Regions from separate parts of the Homo sapiens genome. Here region 2 is linked to region 1. A link is a loop called in an ENCODE intact Hi-C map of the cell type or tissue named here. Cell type or tissue: ovary. All regions are shown on one strand. Region 1 overlaps MCF2L2 (MCF.2 cell line derived transforming sequence-like 2). Region 2 overlaps MCF2L2 (MCF.2 cell line derived transforming sequence-like 2).

Evidence for each region. A loop is a pair of places that touch in the nucleus more often than their neighbours do. Peaks named below come from ENCODE experiments on the same cell type or tissue, not always from the same donor. Only the 100,000 strongest peaks of a DNase experiment are listed, where the experiment ranks them.
Region 2: a loop joins it to region 1, with 3 times the contacts of the local background. A loop is called at or near these places in 2 of 110 quality-filtered maps.

The regions. Positions count from the first base shown.
Region 1 is chr3:183,233,120-183,237,119 of GRCh38, reverse strand. The region is part of intron 15 of MCF2L2 (MCF.2 cell line derived transforming sequence-like 2); the gene reads left to right. Among named protein-coding and RNA genes, the nearest start is that of B3GNT5, 18 kb to the left of the region's middle. RefSeq lists silencers at 2,804-3,017, 3,012-3,212. In ovary, no CTCF peak of the experiment used is centred here; no DNase peak of the experiment used is centred here.
Region 2 is chr3:183,296,824-183,300,823 of GRCh38, reverse strand. MCF2L2 (MCF.2 cell line derived transforming sequence-like 2) reads left to right here. Exons shown (of 30, transcript NM_015078.4): 11 at 628-819; 12 at 3,657-3,848. Among named protein-coding and RNA genes, the nearest start is that of B3GNT5, 46 kb to the right of the region's middle. RefSeq lists enhancers at 1,649-1,943, 3,438-4,000. In ovary, no CTCF peak of the experiment used is centred here; a DNase peak (open chromatin) is centred at 1,813.

The sequences.
Region 1 (4,000 bases):
ATCCTCAATAAAATACTGGCAAACCGAATCCAGCAGCACATCAAAAAGCTTATCCACCATGATCAAGTGGGCTTCATCCCTGGGATGCAAGGCTGGTTCAATATACGCAAATCAATAAATGTAATCCAGCATATAAACAGAGCCAAAGACAAAAACCACATGATTATCTCAATAGATGCAGAAAAAGCCTTTGACAAAATTCAACAACCCTTCATGCTAAAAACTCTCAATAAATTAGGTATTGATGGGACGTATTTCAAAATAATAAGAGCTATCTATGACAAACCCACAGCCAATATCATACTGAATGGGCAAAAACTGGAAGCATTCCCTTTGAAAACTGGCACAAGACAGGGATGCCCTCTCTCACCGCTCCTATTCAACATAGTGTTGGAAGTTCTGGCCAGGGCAATCAGGCAGGAGAAGGAAATAAAAGGTATTCAATTAGGAAAAGAGGAAGTCAAATTGTCCCTGTTTGCAGACGACATGATTGTTTATCTAGAAAACCCCATCGTCTCAGCCCAAAATCTCCTTAAGCTGATAAGCAACTTCAGCAAAGTCTCAGGATACAAAATCAATGTACAAAAATCACAAGCATTCTTATACACCAACAACAGACAAACAGAGAGCCAAATCATGGGTGAACTCCCATTCACAATTGCTTCAAAGAGAATAAAATACCTAGGAATCCAACTTACAAGGGATGTGAAGGACCTCTTCAAGGAGAACTACAAACCACTGCTCAAGGAAATAAAAGAGGACACAAACAAATGGAAGAACATTCCATGCTCATGGGTAGGAAGAATCAATATCGTGAAAATGGCCATACTGCCCAAGGTAATTTACAGATTCAATGCCATCCCCATCAAGCTACCAATGACTTTCTTCACAGAATTGGAAAAAACTACTTTAAAGTTCATATGGAACCAAAAAAGAGCCCGCATCGCCAAGTCAATCCTAAGCCAAAAGAACAAAGCTGGAGGCATCACACTACCTGACTTCAAACTATACTACAAGGCTACAGTAACCAAAACAGCATGGTACTGGTACCAAAACAGAGATATAGATCAATGGAACAGAACAGAGCCCTCAGAAATAATGCCGCATATCTACAACTATCTGATCTTTGACAAACCTGAGAAAAACAAGCAATGGGGAAAGGATTCCCTATTTAATAAATGGTGCTGGGAAAACTGGCTAGCCATATGTAGAAAGCTGAAACTGGATCCCTTCCTTACACCTTATACAAAAATCAATTCAAGATGGATTAAAGATTTAAACGTTAAACCTAAAACCATAAAAACCCTAGAAGAAAACCTAGGCATTACCATTCAGGACATAGGCGTGGGCAAGGACTTCATGTCCAAAACACCAAAAGCAATGGCAACAAAAGACAAAATTGACAAATGGGATCTAATTAAACTAAAGAGCTTCTGCACAGCAGAAGAAACTACCATCAGAGTGAACAGGCAACTTACAACATGGGAGAAAATTTTCGCAACCTACTCATCTGACAAAGGGCTAATATCCAGAATCTACAATGAACTCAAACAAATTTACAAGAAAAAAACAAACAACCCCATCAAAAAGTGGGCGAAGGACATGAACAGACACTTCTCAAAAGAAGACATTTATGCAGCCAAAAAACACATGAAGAAATGCTCATCATCACTGGCCATCAGAGAAATGCAAATCAAAACCATTATGAGATATCATCTCACACCAGTTAGAATGGCAATCATTAAAAAGTCAGGAAACAACAGGTGCTGGAGAGGATGCGGAGAAATAGGAACACTTTTACACTGTTGGTGGGACTGTAAACTAGTTCAACCATTGTGGAAGTCAGTGTGGCGATTCCTCAGGGATCTAGAACTAGAAATACCATTTGACCCAGCCATCCCATTACTGGGTATATACCCAAAGGATTATAAATCATGCTGCTATAAAGACACATGCACACGTATGTTTATTGTGGCACTATTCACAATAGCAAAGACTTGGAACCAACCCAAATGTCCAACAATGATAGACTGGATTAAGAAAATGTGGCACATATACACCATGGAATACTATGCAGCCATAAAAAATGATGAGTTCATATCCTTTGTAGGGACATGGATGAAATTGGAAACCATCATTCTCAGTAAACTATCGCAAGAACAAAAAACCAAACACCGCATATTCTCACTCATAGGTGGGAATTGAACAATGAGATCACATGGACACAGGAAGGGGAATATCACACTCTGGGGACTGTGGTGGGGTCGGGGGAGAGGGGAGGGATAGCATTGGGAGATATACCTAATGCTAGATGACACATTAGTGGGTGCAGCGCACCAGCATGGCACATGTATACATATGTAACTAACCTGCACAATGTGCACATGTACCCTAAAACTTAGAGTATAATAAAAAAAAAAAAAAAAAAAAAAGAGTCATACATTTTCTCCTATTTTATAAAGGTATTTGAAAGGAAAACAAGAGAAGCAAGGAAAAGCAATGGCCTAACACTGATGTGAGGGCTCTTTTTAAGTCATATATTAATTTGAATGTATTTAATGAATATTGATTTGCCTACATTCTTCAGTGGAGTTCCTATCCTTGGCATTTTATCTCTTGCACTCCAACAGGTAAAATGAAGCAGTTGGATGAGATTTCTAGACTTTTTTTCCAAACTGTAATCCAGAATATGACCAAGGGATTTCTTTTCCTTCAGAGATGTGAATATTTTCCTGTATTAGAGTCCTAAAAGCTCCTAAGAGTCTCTTAAGTTCATAGATCATTTTTGGATAATAACCTTGACTTCTGTCCACCTCCTGGTTATTTCTGCCTTCTGACTTCCTTTAATTGTCAATGCATCCTGAAGCCAGCTTGCCAAGTTGCTTAAGCCCAGTGCTTCATGAAGGCATAAGAGGCTGATTGTACTCAGGTTTTCCATGAATGCTTAACTGTTGCTGTGGTCCCACTTGATGCCAGGGCTCGTAGAAACATATTGGTATTGAGGCCTGTACTTCCTTCTGACATAGAAACCGTTGTTGTTTCCGGGTGATTTATAAAAGGCATAGGAACCTCTTTCTCAGTGACTTAGTAAAGTATGATGTTTAAGTAACTTTTTGGGAGTTTTAGACTTCCGGAAATTACATCCTCTGTGGTACATCTTGTTTATCAGTCTTGTCTTATACAAGTATTTATAAATAGACACAAAAATGATTATAAGAAAGAATAATGAGCTGTAAAATATGTGAATTGTATTATTTATTTATATCTATCAAATAGGGTTTACATATCATTACCTCCAGTAACATTCATTTTAAAATATTATGTAAACCCTATTTTTCCATTATAAAAGCAGTAAATGTTTCACTTTAAAAAAGATTGTAGAAGGGTATAGAGTAAGATGTAGAAATTCTCCTTTCCCATACTTTAGCTTTCAGTACCACTCTCCAAAAGCAATCACTTTTAACAATGTGTTAAGTTTCTTTGCATAAATTTTCTGAGCATATACAGTTTTACGTATATTTCTACATACACATTCATTTTTTACACAAATAGTCATACTATGCTTACTTGTCTACGTCTTGTTTTGTTTTTTCACTAAAAATACCTGGCCTCTGTCATATCAGTGTTTTAGTCAGCCTCATTCTTTTTAACAATTGCATGGTATTTCATCATTATATGTATGTACCATATATATGTATATATATATACACACACACACACATATATCTATCTATATCTATATGTATGTATATATATATTTTTTTTTTGAGATGGAGTTTCACTCTTGTTGCCCAGGCTGGAGTGCAATGGTGTGATCTCGGCTCACTGCAATCTCCACCTCCTGGGTTCGAGTAATTATCCTGCGTCACCCTCCCAAGTAGCTGGGATTACAAGCATGCGCTACCACACCCATCTAATTTTTTGTATTTTTAGTAGACACAGGGTTTCACCATGTTGGCCAGGCTGGTCTCGATTTCCTGGCCTCAAGTGATCCACCTGC
Region 2 (4,000 bases), 64 kb before region 1:
GCGCGTCTTGAACTCCTGACCTCAGGTGATCCGCCCACCTCGGCCTCCCAAAGTGCTGGCATTACAGGTGGGAGCCACCACGCCCAGCCTAGACAAGCATATTTCTTAAGTGTCATGACCACCTTTGAGTTGTCCAAATCCAATTTTCACCAGTGTTTCAACTTCAGCTCACCCCCCACTCTCCTCAAGGACAGGTGTCAGTCCCTCTTCTTGTTCCTTTAGTTAATAGGGGTATTCAAAATCTCTTATTATGTGCACTCCATGCTTTTCTGCCCTAGAGTTTATTGCAATTGTAATAATTTAACGATTTGTGTAATTTAGTTGATATCTGAATTCTCCATTAATCTGAAAATTTTGGGCTTGTTAACACTATATCCTCGATGTCTAGCCCAGAACTCAACAGGTATTTGAATGAATGACTGCTGTTGTTCAGCATGTGGACAACTCTGGGCCAGGCTTAACTTCCTGGGCCTGGAACCATTCCGAGCTTTCTCAGGTTCTCCAGCCTTCATCCTGGGTTAGCATCTCCACAGCCTCCCTCCAGGCTTGGAGCACACAGTACCAGGCAGCTCTCAGCCTCATGATGCTCTGACTTCTGACGCCTGGCTGTGGGTGTTCACTTTGCAGGAGCCCCTGGAAAAGGCCCAGCTGCTGGCACTGGTTGGGGACCAGCTCATCCAAAGCCACCATTATGCAGCAGATGCCATCAGGCCCCGGTGTGTGGAGCTCAGGCACCTCTGTGACGATTTCATCAATGGAAACAAGAAAAAATGGGACATTTTAGGAAAGTCCTTAGAGTTTCATAGACAGCTGGACAAGGTGAGCAAAACACAGCCAAGAACATGATGTCTGCAAGATTTTCTGTGAAGAAGCTTCCATCATACTCGTCCTCCCTTCCTTGTGTGATTGCTGAGAGGCTTGAGTGCTTTATGTGAAAAGATGTTCGAGAGGCATTAAAAACTGTGCAGATCCTGGGGTGTAGAAGTATACCTGGCACGAAGGTAAAAAGTGCTCTGGCCATCCCACCACATCCCATTAAAGTTAACTGAAGCCCATTTCTATCTGTGTGGAGCCGGACTTTAAGAGTGTGTTTTGGCTTGGCCCTGTGGGAACACTTCTTGATTCCCTTTCAGGTGTACAGAGAACCAAGCACTATATTTGCAGAGTGCTTCCCTCATATAAAGGCAAAGGGTTTTGACTCTTTTTGGAGAAGCTTAAGTAATAACAACCATTTTATACCCCCTACCATGTATCGAGCACCTACTGCATTCCTACCAGGAACATAATTATGTCATCTATTTATAATCCTCAAGACAACCTCTGAGGAAGGTATTAATGGCCTCATTGTGCAGAGGCAGAAACTGATACTCTGCTGGGTCTCAAAATGTAGCACACGAGAATCACCTAGTGAGCTGTTATATGGCAGATTCCCTTATGCACTGCCCTGAAGACTCAGCGTCGATAGGTCTGGAATACTGCCCAGGAACTAGTATTTTAGTAAAGTGTCTAAATGATTCTGGTGCAGGTGGTGCAGGGATGTCACCAAGAAACCCTGGGGTAAATGACTGCCCAAGACCACACATGGTGCACACAGGGGAAGCCAGAATTAAAGTCAGGCCTGCCAGATTCCACACCAAGGCTTCACAGGATAGACAGCAAGGGCGCATGCCAGGGGCCCACAAGGAGAGGGGTGCCCTTTGGAGGTGACCTCTAGGGTATGTTCCCAGTCAGCAGGAGCAGCGGTTTCTGGAGTCTTCCCTGTGAGCTGGTCCCAGGCAGCATGTGGCTGACGGCAATGAGTCAGCATGCTCCATCCCCACAGCTGTTCCTCTTGCATGGCAGGGGGCACCCACCCAGGCGCTTACCTCATCCCATTGCTAAAGGGATTTTAATGTCAATGAAATATAGTTGTTTCAGAAGCAAGTAGCTCCGAAGGGGCTGGTGTGCAGCCTGCTCTGTGTGCTGAGCTCGCTGTGGGATCAGCTGCTGTTTTCCCAACTCCATTTTTGCTCCAGAGATTATAAGCCTGGTGTGTGTGTGTGTGTGTGTGTGTGTGTGCATGTGTGTTTGAGAGAGAGAGAGGGAGACAGAGAGAGAGAGAAAGCAAGTAGCCATAGTAACTCTACAGAAAATCCCAGCCTAATGTTTTTTGCAGATCTGGGCATGATGTGTAAAGAGAAAGTTTTCACAGCATATATCAAAGCATGAGTTCATATTATTGTGGAAATCCAAAAATGTAGGAAGAAAAAGGTTACTCATGGGCACGTACATATCCCACTATCCCCCATCCCTACATAATGGTAATTATTAATTCTGAAATATCTTTATGATTTTTTATTATTCTAAATGTGGTACATATTCACTGTAAATAATCTAGGAAAAAAATAAGACAAAAACTTAAGTTGCCTATCATTTTCCCACTTAGAAAGACAACCACTTTGGCGTGTTGCATTTTGATCTTTTTTCTCTGTATAGTTACTTTATATTGCTTTTCAGGTCACATGGTAAATGGAAATGCAGAGGTATTGGCACTGGAAACTTCTTTTCATATAACTCTTCAGGTAGCATAAGGGCTCCCTGTCTTTCTGTTCAAGTGTCTCAGTGGAGTTCAAAAGAGCAAAGAAAATGAGTCTTTTTTAAAAATTGAATAATTAGAACTCATCACCTATCTAATGTCCTCCCAGCATCCAGAAACTCTTGAGTATCGCTGTGCTGAGTTACAAAGCTTTGCATTCTTGCTTCCTTACGAAAGACAAACGCCAGTAAATGCAAATAGGGATCACCTGGGAATCCAAAGATGAAAGTTGTGTTTTTGTTAAAAGGGACATGCCCTTCTCCCAGGAAATGTAAGGGCCAGGTCTAATGTCTTATTAATCACCCTGTGTTCTGGTAACCAATTCGGATGCAAGAAGAGTGGACTAGCAGGTAAACCCCAAAAGCCATTGATTACATTTCTCTATGGTTAGACCAGCCTAAGAGATATTTAGCTATAAGGCTGGGTGGGTGCAGTGCCTCACACCTGTAATCCCAGCACTTTGGGAGGCCGAGGTGGGAGGATTGCTTGAGCCCAGGAGTTCGAGAGCAGCCTCGGCAACATGGCCAAAACCTGTCTCAAAAAAAGGAAAGAAAGAAAGAGAGACAGAGAGAAAGAAAGAGGAAGGAAGGAAGGAAGGAAGGAAGGGAGGAAGGAAGGAAAAATTAGCCTGGTGTGGTGGCATGCATCTGTAGTCCCAGCTACTCAGGAGGCTAAGGTGGAAGAATCACCTGAGCCTGGGGTAGACCTCTCCAGGCTGCATTAAGCCATAATTGCACTACTGTACTCCAGCCTGGGTGACAGAGTGAAACCCTGTCTTTAATTAAATATATATTTAGCTGTCTCCTCCTGGAGATGTAGCAATTACTGTTAATGGAAGAGACTCATTTTGCTGACCGAGTGACTTCCCTGAGAAGTGGACAGGTATCAGCTGGTTTGGGTTTGTCCCCCTCATAGTGTAATTTACAGTGGTTAGACCCCTTAAACTCGATGCCGTCCCATGACAATTTCCCATTGTCTGGGAATCCTTGTAGACACCTTACAAGCTCAGACCTGCTGAGGATTACGGTGGCTCTGAGTTGTGGTCAGGCGAAGTGCACAGGGCACTGTTTCTTTCCAAAAGGTCAGCCAATGGTGTGAGGCAGGAATCTACCTCTTGGCTTCCCAAGCTGTAGACAAGTGCCAGTCTCGAGAAGGGGTTGATATCGCCTTGAACGACATTGCGACATTCCTGGGCACAGTCAAGGAGTACCCGTTGCTCAGCCCCAAGGAGTTTTACAACGAGTTTGAGTTGCTGCTCACCCTCGATGCAAAGGTAATGCTTCCGGGTTATTTTGATCCTGTGGTTGGGAAACGGATAGGGGAGGGAGGGACTGTACCTTCTTCCTGATAAAGTACACACAGGGTACTGAGCAGGCTGAATTGAGTGGGCTCACTGGTTCCGAAGCCCTCCGGCGGCCTCTTAGA